2 separate regions of the Homo sapiens genome follow, and region 2 is linked to region 1. A link is an interaction called in ENCODE POLR2A ChIA-PET data of the cell type or tissue named here. Cell type or tissue: PC-9. All regions are shown on one strand.

Region 1 (8,000 bases):
CAGATCTGAAAGCATAATCTGACAAAAGCATTCAAAGACTACCAGACAATGCTGCGGGGAACTGAGCTGAGAAATCACTTGGACTACAAAGATGGTTTGAGGCAGACTAGTTTTTTACCATAGTTGCTGATTATTTTGATCATTAACAGGAAACATCTCAGCTGTCCATTACTTCTAAATTTACCTTCAGCATAATAAGAATGACCCTGATGGTGGTGAGAAGACTGTCACAGGAAGAATTAAGACATCCTGCAGCCTGGGCAACATAGCAAGACCCTGTCTCTACAAAAAATAAATTACCTGGGCATGGTGGCACTGCTTGTAGCCCTAGCTATGTGGGAGGCTTAGGTGGGAGGATCCCTTGAGCCCCGGAGTTCGAGGCTACAGTGAGCCATGATCATGCCACTGCATTCTGGCCTGATCAGCAGAGTGAGACTGTCTCAAAAAAGACATCCCTCAATTTTCTCCCATCACTTCTTTGTTAGTACATCTACAGAGTATAATTTAAAGATAAAAAGAGTTAATGCGATAGAATCAGACTCAGCATATCCTGATGGTTTAGAATTTCTTTTCTTACCTTGGCCTAACAGATTAACTGATCAAAGCAGTTTAATCCATAGGAATATGGATTTTGCCTGCATAATAAAATCCATGCTATGTTCTTAAAGAATATTTTGAACATTACAACAAGGACTAATTTGGGTTGAACTTTTTAGATTTAAAAAAAAAAAAAAGGCAGTTTACCAAAGTAGTGAGAAGTTAATTTACATGGTATGAAGAAAATAGGAATCTGAAACTTTTTGGCTCTGAGCAATAGAACTCTCCTAGCTTTTTATTATACCCCATGTTCCAAAATGAATTTTAGGTGATTTACAAAGATGTGGGAAAACATTAAATCCAAGAAAATCTGAAAGAAGGGGAAATAGGTGTAGGAAAAAAGACAAAGGCTGGGTCTTAACACAACCACACAGTAGTAAATAAGGGCCATGGCCCCACCTTTACCTGCAGATCCCCTGCCAGGTCGGGCCTGATGAGGATACTCAACTGCACATGAGCGACGATACTGTGTATCCAGCTACAAGACAAAAGAGGAGACACTTCTTATGATGCATCTTCTCACAAAGGATAATATTTTAGCAGGTTCACAGGAACACCTTGAAATCAACAGTGGTAAAAGGCATAGACTACCAACTTGAGGGAAAAGTCAGCTGAGTGCACTGGGTTGAATTTCAAGTAGAAAATCCCAAGCCAGATGCCCACAAAGCCATTTATTGTAAAAATTGCAGATTCTTCAATATTATTACTATGCCGTTAAGGAAATCAGGAGTTATAAATAATCCATATGGTTTAATATTTCAGTTAGTTCTAAGGGGGTTCGTCTCATTTCTTTTTGTTGGCTGCTGCATATATTTTAAATGAATGCTTTCATTTAAAACAACCAGCCTTTTCAGCAACATTGAAATACTTATGACTTTACCACCATATCGAAATTTAACTTTACATTTACTTTTTAGCATTATGAAATGCAAATATTTCACAGTTACCTCAAGGAATTAAAAAATGTAGAGATACGACTACAATATTAAAATGCAAATATCAAATAAAGCTATATATGACATCCTGCTGGGGCTTCTGGAATAAAAACATCCCCCAGTAGTTCCCTTGAGAGAGCACTGAAATCAAGAGATTTCAGGAAGCTTTTTCTGGTGAAGCCCCTATATTTTAGAGATCAGGGGTCAGCAAACTTATTTTTTGCAAAGGGCCAGATAGTTATTATATTAGGCTTTGTGGACCATAGGGTGGTTGTTGCAATTACTCAGCTTCGCTGTTATGGTATGAAGGCAGCCATAGATAGCACATAAATGAGCTTGGTGGCACTGCTCCAATAAAAGTTTATTTACAAAACAAGGCGGTAGGCCAAGTGAGTAGCCCAGGAACTGTAGTTTACTGGCCCCTATTCTAGATGAAAACAGCAAGGAGCAAAGTGCTAGTCTGTAGTGCCAGGCCCAGGACAGCTAGCATTCTTTTTTTTGTGGGGGGACAGAGTCTTCTCGCTCTGTCGCCCAGGTTGGAGTGCAATGGCACGATCTCGGCTCACTGCAACCTCTGCCTCCTGGGCTCAAGCAATTCTCCTGCCTTAGCCTCCCGAGTAGCTGGGATTACAGGCATGCACCACCATGCCTGGCTAATTTTCTTGTATTTTTAATAGAAACGGGTTTCACCATGTTAACCAGGCTGGTCTCAAACTCCTGACTTCAGGTGATCTGCCCACCTCAGCCTCCCAAAATGCTGGGATTACAGGTGTAAGCCACTGCAGCCGGCTCACAGCTAGCATTCCTAATAAACTAAACAACTAGCTATCTCCCTTTTTATGACAGCAAATGGGGAGAGAAATGGTAAGTAATTTTTACTTTTTTTTTAATAAACTTAAAGAGAAGACTGAAACATTTTCATCTGTTCAGTTTTATTCCTAAGGCAATCAAAAATTAAATGTTTTTAGCCAGGTGCAGAGGTGCACACCTGTAATCCCAGCTACTTGGGAGGCTGCGGTGGGAGGATCACTTGAGCCCAGGAGTTTGAGGCTGCAGTGTGCTGATTGCACCACTACACTCCAGCCTGGGTGATGTAGCGAGATACTTTGTCTCTTAAAAAAAATGAAATGTTTGGCTGAGAGCGGTGGCTCACGCCTGTAATCCCAGCACTTTGGGAGGCCAAGGTAGGTGGATCACTTGGGGTCAGAAGTTCAAGACCAGCCTGGGCAACTTGGAGAAACACTGTCTTTACTAAAAGAATACAAAAATTAGCTGGGCATGGTGGCAGGTGCCTGTAGTCCCAGCTACTCAGGAGGCTGAGGCAGGAGAATCGATTGAACCCAGGAGGAGGTGGAGGCTGCAGTGAGCTGAGATTGCACCACAGCACTCTAGCCTGGGCGACAGAGTAAGACTCCGTCTCAAAAAAAAAAAAAGTTTCAGAGAATCTAGCTGTGTAATATAATCATCAAGTACTACTTAATAAATGTCCTGTGTCAGATTATAAGAAGGCAAATTCAGTAGAAGTTCTCAAACTTTCTGGGGTTCACACTGAACCCCAAGAATCAGAAATGCTCATGTTTCCTTTTCTTGTTTTTGGTGAGTTTCTCCCTAAGTCAGCCTCGTGGGGTCTACTAGAATGAACAGTGTTCCCTCAAAATTTATGTCCACCTGGAACTTGTGAATGTGACCAAGTTTGGAAATAGGGTCTTTGCAGATAAATCAAGTTAAGGTAAAGTCGCACTAGATTAGGGTGGGCCCTAAATTCAGCGACTGGTATCTTATAAGAAGAGGGAACCCTGGACACAGACACACAGGGAGGAAAGCCATGTAAAGACAGAGGCAGGCTGGGCATGTGGCTCATGCCTGTAGTCCCAGCACTTTGGGAGGCTGAGGTGGGAGGATCACTTGAACCTCGGAGTTTGAGACCAGTCTGGCCAACATAGTGACACCCTATCTCTACAAAATAAAAAAATTAGCAGGGCATGGTGGCATGTGCCTGTAGTCCCAGCTACTCAGGAGGCTGAGGTGAGATGATCACTTAAGCCCAGGAGGTTGAGGCTGCAGTGAGCTGTGCTCTGCACTCCAGCCTGGGCAACAGAGTGAGACCCTGTCTTAAAAAAAAAAAAAAAGAAAAGAAAAAAAAGGCCGGGTACAGTGGCTCACACCTATAATCACAGCACTTTGGGAGGCTGAGGTGGGCAGATAATGAGGTCAGGAGTTCGAGACCAGCCTGGCCAAGATGGCAAAACCCCATCTCTAGTAAAATTACAAAAATTAGCTGGGCGTGGTGGCAGGCACCTGTAGTCCCAGCTATTCGGGAGGCTGAGGCAGGAGAATCACATGAACCCAGTAGGCAGAGGTTGCAGTGAGCTGAGATTGCGCCATTACACTCCACCCTAGGTGACAGAGCGAGACTCCGTCTCAAAAAAAAAAAAAAAAAAGGCAGAAATTGGGAGTGATGCAGCTGCAAGCCAAGGAACACCAGGGATCACAGGTGGCCACCAGAATCCAGGAAGAGACAAAAAGATTCTTCCCTAGACCTTGCAAAGGGAGCATAGCTCTGTTGACACCTTGATTTTGAACTTCTCGCCTCTGGAACTGTGAGGAAAAAATTTCTGCTGTTTTAAGGCACCCAGTTGTTTGGTCATTTCTTAAGCCCTAGGAAACTAATACAGAGGTCTGATATTGATTATCCTTACCACTCTTCTCATAGAAGAAAAACTTTGCAGTGCTTTAGCCTGCTGTGGTTCAAGGGTCATGAGTTGGGACAAGTGTGCTGCAAACACTACCATCCTGAAAACTGTCAGGATGTGGGGTCCCTGGTTACTTCCCCAGGCTCTCCAAGTGCTCTTGCCACAAAGCAGATTATGTGGGGTCGAGCTCCCAGCCTACAAATGGGGAGGGTCAGTGCATGACCCCATTGCTGATCAGGTTTTTTCTATTACTTAAAAGGGCTAGTAAATGCCTAATAAATGGTAGGCAGTGTCAGCATTTAAAACACCAGTAGAAAGAAAAAGTCCTAAGCTGGGTACAGTGGTGTGCACCTGTAGTCCCAGCTACTCGGGAGGCTAAGGCAGGATTGCTTGAGCCCAGGAGTTCCAGGTCTAGTCTGGGCAACATGGCAAGAGCCTGCTTCTGAAAAAAATTTTTTATTAAAGTCCCAACTCACTCATCCACCAGGACTCATCATAATCTGAGACCACTTTTGATGTAATTCCAGAAGAACAGGATTACATAATAAAGTTATGCTTATCTGATGTGTACTGGGATTTAATATTCTTGCTTGTGGTCAGACATATCTTAAGTGTTAAATTGCTTAGAATATTTGTGATTTCTGTATAAGGCATTAAAGAATAGGCATCAGGGACTAGTTAGAATTTGAACAAAATGTATTTATAACACTTTTTATTGTTGGAAACTCAACTTTTATTCTGGGTTAAGCCTCTAGATAAAATCTTAAGTCTGCCAAACTATTATTCCCCCCACCTTTTCTTTCCCCAACTATCAAGACCATTCTAGGAAGTACGTCACTCTACCAAAAATGATTGAGTTGTGTTGGGCCTGGGGAAAAAGTCGGGCAAAAGGAGCCTTTCTTGTGGCTGCTGATAGTTAGGTTCATCCACCACCGCACTTTGAGCTCGACTAGAGTCGCCATGGGGTTTCTGCAGAGGAGACAAAAGTTACAGAAACAGTGAAAACTATCTGTAATGTGGTATGTAGTTAAAACCCTATCGACCATGGCAGATATGGTAAGTGCAGGCCAAACAGCTCCAATTCCACGTCATAAATTAGCACTGTGTTTGTACTTTTGACAAAACACAGTATAAATCAAGATCAGGGCACAGATCCTGCAGAATTACTGCCCATTAGGTTGTATGGTAAGTACATGGAGAGGCAATATGAAAGAAACATACCATCTGTCTTTGTGGCCCCACAGTGCTCACATGTTCCACTTCAGCTGTGCCAATAGGTGGTAGCAGATTATTTCGACTCAGGGGCGTCGGTGAGGGAGAGGAGAGCGAGTCGGGTGCCACTGGGCTGCAGATCCCACCAACAAACACGAAGGTATGAAAGCATGAAGTTATAACAATACCAGCAAATTGATTAGAAATCAGATAAATGAAGCAGATGAGTTTAATGTGCACAGAAAGCTTTAGGCTACCTATGTTTTCAAGTAGAGATCTCAGGATTTTTGGAAAATTAGTTTTTAAAATAGTGTTTTCTGATTTTGTTTTGAAGCTCTATACTCTGGGTACACAACAGAAGCTGGCCTTTTCTCTCCCACAGAACTGGAATAAAACATTTGTCCCTATCTGGTATTGCACTTCTCTGCTGATTTGGATTTGTAAATTCCCAGCTGATGATGGAATTCTTGACAGTTCTGGACCTTCTGGTTATCGTTTTCCCTAATAACTATAGTTCTCGGGTAAAGTTCCTAAACCTTCATTCCCTTCAGTAGGATCTGGAGCAGCTTGCAGTATTCCTTATCCTTAAGACAGTAATTGAAACTGAATGATACTTTCATGTCCCAGAAGTAACAAAGCAACTTACTTTTCAACTTTGAAAAAAAGTACTGTCAGAAGGAATGAGAGATTAATTATACATCAAGACTACTCATCCCCAAATGAATGCATTTATAGCTCTGTTGGTATAGATATAGCTACATCCACATAATAATGCTTAACTTGGAAGCCGCATTGAAAACACTGCTGTGGCCTTATTATCTCATACCTTTGAGGATATTTTTAGAAATTAATCATCCTAAGACATTTTGTGAATCAACAGCTAAAAGAATTCTATGTTTAAAATTGGCTCCTAGGTATTTTTGCATGATGAGGCTCAGAGTGTGTAGTGAATGAAGGGTGGGAAAGGCGATTACTTTTAGTGTCACTTCCTAGGAAGTGCTAAGGGATATTTTTGCTGGTATGTAAGCAACTACTTATCTGAGGTTTATGAAGTTTTCATTGTCAATGGAATAAGCAGATCCCAATGGTACAGAAGAACCTTAAAGGGGAATTAACTATTATTTTGGAGTGAATTTCACTGAATATGTTCCCAGCACGGAAAATGTTTGATTAAATAAATAGGTTCTTTATTCCTTTTGTAACCCCAATATAGTATTCTAGCCAACATTTTATTTTTACAAATAGAACTCTTTAGCTAGATCAACAGAAAGATTCAATATCTATTTCATTAAAATTATTTAACCCCTGCTGGGTGCGGTGGTTCACACCTGTAATCTCAGCACTTTAGGAGACTGAGGCAGGCAGATTGCTTGAGCTCAGGAATTTGAAACCAGCCTGGGCAACATGACAAGACCCCTGTCTCTACTAAAAACACAAAAAGTTAACCTGGCATGGTGGCACCACCCGCCTGTGGTCCCGGCTACTTGAGAGGCTGGGGTGGGAGAACCACTTGAGCCCAGAAGTTGAGGCTGCAGTGAGCCATGATCATCCACTGCACTCCAGCCTGGGCGACAGGAGTGAGACTGTATCTAAAAAAATAAAATAAAATAAAATTTAACCACATTAAAAAATTTTGTGTTGGATCTAAACCCATGGGCAATCTGTCATAAGACTACTTAATGATTAGTTTCTAGGCATAGATTTCAGTCTTATATTTAAATTAATTCTGTATGTAAAATGTGTTAGTTTTACCACGGTTTCCAGAAGTTCTGCTTTTGAAACCTACACTCGGGCTCCTCTGAGGATTTCTTCCACAGATCTTGGTGTTTCAGCACATGAATGGCTCGTGCTGATCGGATGAAGAGTTCGTGGTGGTGGATTGCGTCTCCTGGTGGACTGCACTGTGTATGACAGAGATGATGTACTAAACTCCACAGCTCGATTTGGCCAATTTCGAGTTGAAAGGATGGTACTGGACCCAGGCCTCATAAGTAGCTTGTCATCAAGATCTCTAGTAGCCAAATCAGAAACCCACAATGAAGTAAAGATCAGTATGTCAAGGAAGACAAGACTAACGGGGTAAAAAGCCTTAGACTAGAAACTACATTTAGGGGGAAATAAAGCAAAAATAAAAACCTTTCAATAAGTAACACTAGTTTCCAGATGGTACTCTAGCTCAGGCATGAGAATCTGTTCTTAAAAGTGGGACATTATTTCAATCATAAACATAATTTACTAGAATGGACATTTGGCAAAGCAAGTCCATTATCCACCTGCCATCACAGTCACTTTTTTAGTCACCAGTGAAGGCAAGCCTGAAGGACACCTACTCCAAAGTGCTTCCCAAAAATTTGCCACAGGGGCTGATTCCTACTCTGTTTGAGGCATTCTTTTGTGCTGAAAGATTGTCACCAGAAAGACAACTGAAAGACAAATATTGCTGCTTGGGAGCAGTTGTGGCACCAGTGTGGCTCCCACTGTAGCAATTAAAGTGCTGAGCAAGTTGGAGCTGGCAGGGATTTGGGTTTGGGTTCTTTGGAAAGCTGGGAGTGGGCAAAGGGTC
Region 2 (8,000 bases), 430 kb before region 1:
CTGAAGGGACAACAGAAAGCAGTGCTGACATTACAGGTAGCAGGATGACTGCCAAGACAGAAACGCATTTCATATGTGTTTGAGGAACAAACAGCAAGGTGACCAGCATGGGGAGAGTGAAGAATGAGGGAAACCTTGAATGAGAGTAAAGCAATTCCATCTTGGAGGCTAATCTGCCATATTCTGATTAATCCCAGTTCCAAGAATTCATCTACAATTTCTATTTTATCTTTTTAAAAATATTATTTTTTATTTTTTATTTTTTGAGACAGTCTCACTCTGTCTCCCAGGTTGGACTGCAGTGGCACAATCTCAGCTCACTGCAAACTTCACCTCCTGGGTTCAAGCGATTCTCCTGCCTCAGCTTCCCGAGTAACTGGGATTACAGGCGCCTGCCACCATGCCTGGCTAATTTTTGTATTTTTAGTACAGATGAGGTTTTACCATGTTGGCCAGGCTGGTCTGGAACTCCTGACCTCAGGTGATCCGCCCACCTTGGCCTCCCAAAGAGCTGGGATTACAGGCGTGAGCCACCGTGTCTGGCCATACACATCCCTGCCGAAGCCCGCATTACCCTTCCCCTATGCTATAGAAGCCCTGGGTCGGGGGGGTGGGGGTAATGGCACAGGGATCCACCATCTTATCTTGGTGCCATCCCTGACTTGGCTTCTGTTCATAAACGCCTATTAAATGTTTCTTTCTGAGAAACTGGATTTGTCAGCCTCTTTCTTTGGTATCTCAGGTTCCTTGGCCTTTGCGGGTAGGTTTATATAGACCTGCTCAGCACAGGACAGGCAGTTTCTCAAAAAATTAAAAATAGAATTACCAAATGATCCAGCAATATCACTTCTGGGTATATAGCCAAAATAATTGAAAGCAAGGTCTCATAGAAATATTTGTACACTGATATTTATAGCAGTGGTATTCACACTCATCAAAAGATGGATGCAGCCTAATTGTCCATAGGCAGATGAATTGATAAAATGTGGTATATACATACAATAAAATATTCTTCAGCCTTAAAAAGGAAGGAAATTCTAACACATGCTACAACATGGATGAACATTGAGGACATTATGCTAAGTGAAATAAGCCAGTTAGAAAAAGACAAATACTGTGTTCTTTCACTTATGTGAAGCATCCAGACTGAGTAAGCAAACTAATAGAAACAGAAAGTAGAACGGGGGTTGCCAGGGACATGGGGAAGGGAGAAAATGGGAAGTTGCTTAGTGGATATAGAGTTTTGGTTTTGTCAGATGAAAAAGTTCTGGAGATTGGTTGCATGGCAATGTGAATATACTCTACATTACCCAACCCAAGGGCTCTCCTTAACCCCTGTTCCGACTGCCACTTAGAAGTGGTTAAGGTAGTAAATTTTATGCATATTTTACCACAATTCAAAATAGAATTATTATTTTTTTATTATAATTTTTTGAGATCCCTCACTCTGCTGCCCAGGCTGGAGTGCAATGGCACCGTCTCGGCTCACTGCAACCTCTGCCTTCTGGGTTCAAGCGATTCTCCTGCCTCAGCCTCTCAAGTAGCTGGAACTTACAGGCACATGCCACCATGCCCAACTAATTTTTGTAAGTTTAGTAGAGACGGGGTTTCACCATGTTCGCCAGGCTGGTCTTGAACTCCTGACTTCAGGTGATCCACCTGCCTTGGCCTCCCAAAGTGCTGGGATTACAGGTGTGAGCCACCATGCCCGGCTGTCAAATAGGTGTTTTGTTTTTTTGTTTTTTTTTTTTTTTTGAGATGGAGGTTTGCTTTTGTTGGCCAGGCTGGAGTGCAATGGCAGGATCTCGGCTCACGGCAACCTCCACCTCCCGTGTTCAAGCAATTCTACTGCCTCAGCCTCCCGAGTAGCTGGGATTACAGGCATGCACCACCATGCCCAGCTAATTTTGTATTTTATTTTAGTATAGATGGGGTTTCTCCATGTTGGTCAGGCTGGTCTCCAACTCCTGACCTCAGGTGATCCACCCACCTTGGCCTCCCAAAGTGCTGGGATTACAGGTATGAGCCATTGCGCCTGGCCTTTTTTTTTTTTTTTTTTTTTTGTGATGGACTTTTGCTCTTCTTATCCAGGCTGGAGCGCAATGGCACGATCTCAGCTCACTGCAGCCTCTCCTCCCAGGTTCAAGTGATTCTCTTTCCTCAGCCTCCTGAGTAGCTGGGATTACAGGCATGCACCACCATGCCTGGCTAATTTTGTATTTTTAGTACGTATGGGGTTTCTCCATGTTGATCAAGCTGGTTTTCAACTCCTGACCTCAGGTGATCCACCCGCCTCGGCTTCCCAAAGTGCTAGGATTACAGGCGTGAGCCACTGCGCCTGGCCTGAAAAAAATTTTAAAGTTTGAGAAAATACAAAATTTTCATAGTCTCCAAGTATTTCTCCTAAGATCTTTCCCCCTATGAGGGGGAAAGATAGTAACTTTACAATGGAGAAACCCAGCAGAAACCTGAACCAAATGAACAAGTTCAACATCATCAGTAAGAAGAACTATCAATGCCATAACTCTGATGGAATGCACTGGGAAGGATTCCACATCATTTTTGTGCTGTAATTGCCAAAAGTGTGTAACTTCAGTCCAATCATGGAAATACATCAGACAAACCCAAATCGAGGAACATTTGACAAATAGTGATCAGTACTGGTTCAAGATGTCACGGTTATGAAAGATAAGGAAAGATTGAGGAACTGTTATTGCAGTCCTACAAAATGGCGAGAGACTAAGAAATAACTAAATGCAGCGTGATCCTGGGTGGAATTTGGGAACAGAAAAAGGACATTAGTGGAAAAAGTGGTGAAACTCCAATAAGGTCTTTTGTTTAGCGAATATGTTCATTTTAAATTAGTTAAATTATTTAAATATATTTAAACATTATTTAAATATATTTAAACATTATTTAAATATATTTAAACATTATTTAAATGTATTTAATTAAATTAATAAAATTGGTTATTTTGTGAAATAATTTTAATATAGTTAAATATGAGAATGTGGACTTCCTGGTTCTGATCACCGTACTGTGGCTATCTAAGAGGTGAATGTTCAGGGAGGCTGGGGGAGGAATAAATGGAAATTATACTATTAAGTTGGAAGAGAGAAACCTACCCCATCAGTCACGAAACCCTCACATTCATGGCAGTGTGTCGGAGGTTCCAGTATGAATGGCATTTCCCAGATGTCAGCGCGAGGTCCCTGTGGAGGGAGTGGGGCTCCCTGGGAATCTAGTGGAGAGCATTCGGGGCTCCCTTCCTCAGGAGCCTGCCCTTCCTGCACAGAAGTGTCAGCCTCACCTCTGTACCACTGCCCCTCTGCCTCTCAGAACCCACTCGGCTTCAGGAAGATTCTACTGCCATCCTCCTTTCCCGGATACAGCCTCCAGGGACTCAGCCCTGCCTTCCCAAGTGTTCCTTCCTCTCTTGGGAAGGGGTGCTCTCAGATCCCACACCCCTGGACTTCCCCGGGCACCACCTGCTCCTTCTTCACTTCTCCAGCTCTGCGTTCTCACTCTGAGGGTCCTCTCCTGCTGGGAGTGTGTGTTGCTGGCAACAGTGAAGATTCCCCCCTGGGTTGCCCCCTGCCCTGTTCTTCTGCACTTCCCTGGCTTCCTGCGTTGGTTCTGCTGGTGTCTCCTGCTTTTGGTTTACATGGCTTCCCAGCTTCCTAATTTCTCTGAAGTTGAGTTTGATGTGTGTGTTGATGATGGGCTTTTTCCTCCTCCTCCTCCTTCTCCTCCTCCTCAGTCTTGTTGTTGTTCCATATAGTTTCCAGAAGGAGAAAAGAGACACTGTAAAATTTAGCTGCTGCAGGCTGGGCACAGTGGCTCATGCCTGTAATCCCAGCCCTTTGGGAGGCCGAGGCAGGCGGATCACCTGAGGTGAGGAGTTCAAGACCAGCCTGGTCAACATGGTGAAACCTCACCTCTACCAAAAATACAAAATTTAGCAAGGCGTGGTGGCATGTGCCGGTAATCCCAGCTACTTGGGAGGCTGAGGCAGGAGGATCTCTTGAACGCGGGAGGCAGAAGTTGCAGTGAGCCGAGATCATGCTACTGCACTTCAGCCTGGGTAACAAGAGCAAAACTCCATCTCAAAATAATAATAATAATAATAATAATAATAATAATAATAATGCCATGTTTCTATCAGACCCAGAAATCCCACAGAGTGAGCTGGAATTCTGTTTCTCTGTTTCCCCTCCATACCCACTGGCTCCTCTCTGCCCACTCCCTCTTGGACTGCATCACCAGGGTGCCTCACTGTCTGGCCCTAGTGGAATTCAAACAGTGGAGGATGTCATAGGAGGTGGGAGAGAGAGAGGAGAGGTGGTTATTTGCTCAGATTCTTCCTTGCTGGTTTGGCAGTGGCCACATCTTTCTACTGATGGCTGCAGCTCCTGATGATCCTCCTCTACAGCCACAGCTCTCTTTGGGATCTGTGGACACCTTTCCTAGACCCAGGGAGATAACAGCTCCCACTCTTGCTGGTCCAGGACATTCCTCATCTCTTACTGGTTCTCTTAACTCTGTCCACACTTCTGTGAACAGCCCCTTTCCTCAAATACCCATTCGAATATGTCCTCTGGCTTCCACCAGGAGCCTGACTGATACCCACAGGTGGGTGAATGCTGGCATGCTGCTGGGCCCCTCTTCCTCTGGTGACTGGCCAGCCAAGTCTCCAGGAGTCTCGTTAGGGTGGGCAGGTGGTGGGCACAGCACAAACTGTGAGCTCAAATCCACAGAGCAAAAGTGGGAGAAGACACTGGCAGGATGGACCGCCACAAAAGTCTTGGCATTCATGACGTCTGTCCTTTAAAGCATGCAAGGCATCATCATGCTTCAGACATGAGACAGCCTAAGTATTTAAGTATTTCAAATAAACAAGTTGTTTTCCAGAATTGGTCATTTCTAAGTTGGCAAATTACTATTGGAAACGTTGGCTGTCCTTGACTCAATGATTCAGCCAGCTAGTCCCTTGCCAAACTAGTTTGTTGGGCAAATTCCACCTTGAGAATTTATCTGCTCCTGTCAAAGCCAGATTCTCCCTGCCTGAGGGGAGGCTGGACTTGACCTTCTGACTCAGGATATGCTGACTTGGGTCCCTAGGTCCAAGGGCGGCCCTCTTGGGCCTACTGTGGGCTGGACCTCTTCCATGATGGGGTGGTGGAGGGCAGGCCCCACCTGATTCACACTTGACCTCATCCAGGCAGGTGAAGTTCCCTGCAGGAGTCACCTGAGCCCAGCCCCTCAGACCAGGATCCATCATGTTTAGGAGGATTTGGGGCTATCTCATGTTCTTTGGCTAGAAAGGGGTCCCACTCTTAGGGGTCTGCCCTCTGTGGGGCACAGATGGCTTGCTGGGGCCCATGGACTGGGCTGGGTGGACGGGAATCTGGTCACAGCAGCAGCAGCTGGAAGGCCAAGAGGGAGGGCACCAGGGCCTGGGACCCATGTCTGGTCCTGGGCCTCCCCGGGCCTCTTGCCTTCTCCCCAGCAGGCATTTGGGATCTGTGTCTGGACCCAGCCTTGCCCAGAAGGCCATGGTATGTTGTCATTAGAATCAGTGCTCACACCAAGGCAGTGCATTAAATTAGCAGGGCAGGGTCTCATGGGCAGGGGACCATGTGGAGGGGGTGGGGGGAAGGGCAGTTGTCCCCAGAGGCTGTGGTGGGCCTGGCTCTGGGCTGGGCAGTGGGCCAGGGTCCTGCTGTGTGGCTGAGCTCTGACAACAGGCTGTCTGAGTCTGGTGAGCTCCTGAAAGCGGGGACTGGTGGAGAGTACCCTAGGGTGGGAGCTCATGAGGAGGGGGTCTGTGGGGTCTGGAAGCCATTCTAGAGCAGGCAGATGACATTTATCAGCGGAACAGGCATAGAAAGGACCCTTGTGCGAGTGGGGAACACACAGCCTCAGAAGAAACAGGGAAGGGGCTTTGACAGGTCCAGGGAGAATCCCTGAGGTTTCCTAAAACAATTCCCACCAGCCATGTCCCAGGTGTCCCCCCATCCCCCAGGCCTCTGCAGTGCCAGCCCAATGCCCTGGGCAAAACATCCTGGACTCTGGCTGTTACAAAAGTAGGACAGGGTCACCTGGACCCGCCTGAGCTCCAGGCCCCCGACTTTCACAGCCCCTTCTGGGTCCAGAAGTTCATACGTATATAAATGAAAAATGTGCAAGAATCATATTATTGTATTCTTTTTCATAAAGAGGGCCCCTCTAAATTGTTTAAGCCCCAATTCACCCCTGCCCAAAGGAGATAGCAATGGCATGTGTGGGGCCGTAGTCTTGAGACCCAGAGGTCCTGCTGCCCACGATACCCACTGTCCACCCTAGGGGGACTGGCCATAGCCCTGGAGCCCGCAAACACCATGCAGGAATGCAAGAGGGTCTCAGCTCCCGAGTCCCAGGCTGGGAGGGCCCACAGTCCAGTAAACTAATCAGGCCCCAACACACCCAGGAGAGCAGCTCCAGGAGCCTGCATTGGGGAGAGAGCCTCAGACCCCTGCCACAGGCCTGCACCCCAGAAGTAGGAGCATGGGAAGACCTCTCCTTGGCTCCTGGCCAGTGGAAGTAACATTCCCCAGCCCTCTGGCTCCAAGGCAGCCTCAAGTCCCAGTCACTCCTTGGCACACCCTACCGGTTGGTCAGAGCTCACTGCCAAAGGGCACCTCAGTGATGAGTGGAGGGAACAGGTGTTTATCAGGAGCTTGCATGCTTTGTCTCAGGGACGATTAGTGACACAGCCAGGAAGGCAGGCTATCCCCATTTTACAGATGAGGAAACGGAGGCTCAGGTTGGGCTGGTGACTAAGGGAAGCAGCATGTGGCAGGGGGCTTGAGGCACGTCTGTCCATCATGAGTAACTAGGGAGCAGCCCTGCCACTCCTCATGCGATGCACCAGGAGCCGGGGAAGCTGCTTTCTAGGGGATTCTAGCTAAGGCCAGAAGCATCTCCCTGAGTGGTGGTGGAGGCCTCTGTCTACTCCTCCAGGACTGCCAGGGGATAGGAGGGCACCGCTGACCTCACAGACACTCTTGGGTGAGTGAGCATCAGCTGAGCGACGCCTGGTGACTACGCTTCTGCCCAGTGCTGTGCCCCCCTCTGACTCGGGCAAGGCACCACCCTGAACACCCCACGCTGTCCCATGGAGGCCGCAAACTGCTCTGCAGAGCCAGGGTCTCCAGGAATGGGGAGGGCAGTCACCCTCACTCCACTTGTGTTCATGACCCAAAGGACTGCCTAGGTCTCCAGGCCCATAGAACCCCCAAACCTCTTACTAGGCCACACTGGGGACCTTGAGCAGCAGGCTTGGAATCCTAGGCCTTGTCTCCAGGTACATATCAGTACCCAGGCTTGGGAAGCTTTGGTCTCAGGGGGGCTGGCACTCAGGCCCTCTGCCTCAAGGAAGAGGCATGTCCAGATCTCTCCTGTCCAGCCCTGCTCCCTGCCCCTATCCTTCACGGGGTCCCTAGGACAGGGTTATAGAAGCTTCATGCTGTCAGGGGATGCTGCCACCCCAGTGCCAGGGTGGCTCCGCCCAGCCCCTTCCTGCTGCCGCCCTCGCTGACTCACCTGTCCAGCCTCCTACTGGGCTGGGGCGAGGGCTTGTTGCCCCAGAGCCTAGATAGGCACCAGAGGCAGCTATAAAAGCATGTTGGGCCAGTCCTCAGCCTCCTAGTTCACCACTGTCTGCTGCCACACGATGTTGGGAGGCCTGGGAAAGCTGGCTGCCGAGGGCCTGGCCCACCGCACCGAGAAGGCCACCGAGGGAGCCAGTGAGGACCTGGGGCTCCTTTCTACCTGGGCTGGGGGGATCTGGGGCAGACTGGGTCCATTGGAGGTGGATGTTACTAGGCAGGCGAGGACCTGCGGGGAGGCCTTGGCCCCTCAGGAACCCTGGTCTCCTGCTCTACCAAGTCAGCACGGAGTTGAGGGGTGCAGACCTGGGGAGGTCTCCTGGGGGCAGGGCATGAGTCCTGGTGCTGGGT

The links. Peaks named below come from ENCODE experiments on the same cell type or tissue, not always from the same donor. Only the 100,000 strongest peaks of a DNase experiment are listed, where the experiment ranks them.
Region 2: POLR2A ChIA-PET joins it to region 1 with 18 read pairs; 3 of 35 experiments call an interaction of 5 or more read pairs at or near these places.

Annotation. Positions count from the first base shown.
Region 1 is chr10:73,232,387-73,240,386 of GRCh38, reverse strand. FAM149B1 (family with sequence similarity 149 member B1) reads right to left here. Exons shown (of 14, transcript NM_173348.2): 10 at 7,224-7,448; 11 at 5,447-5,570; 12 at 5,069-5,194; 13 at 1,003-1,075. It also overlaps a transcript of DNAJC9 not described here. Among named protein-coding and RNA genes, the nearest start is that of DNAJC9, 11 kb to the left of the region's middle. In PC-9, no CTCF peak of the experiment used is centred here; no DNase peak of the experiment used is centred here.
Region 2 is chr10:73,663,487-73,671,486 of GRCh38, reverse strand. It overlaps SYNPO2L-AS1 (SYNPO2L antisense RNA 1), which reads right to left. Exons shown (of 3, transcript NR_187519.1): 2 at 3,126-3,761. Among named protein-coding and RNA genes, the nearest start is that of SYNPO2L, 11 kb to the right of the region's middle. In PC-9, no CTCF peak of the experiment used is centred here; DNase peaks (open chromatin) are centred at 4,886, 6,666 and 7,646; H3K27ac peaks cover 930 bases.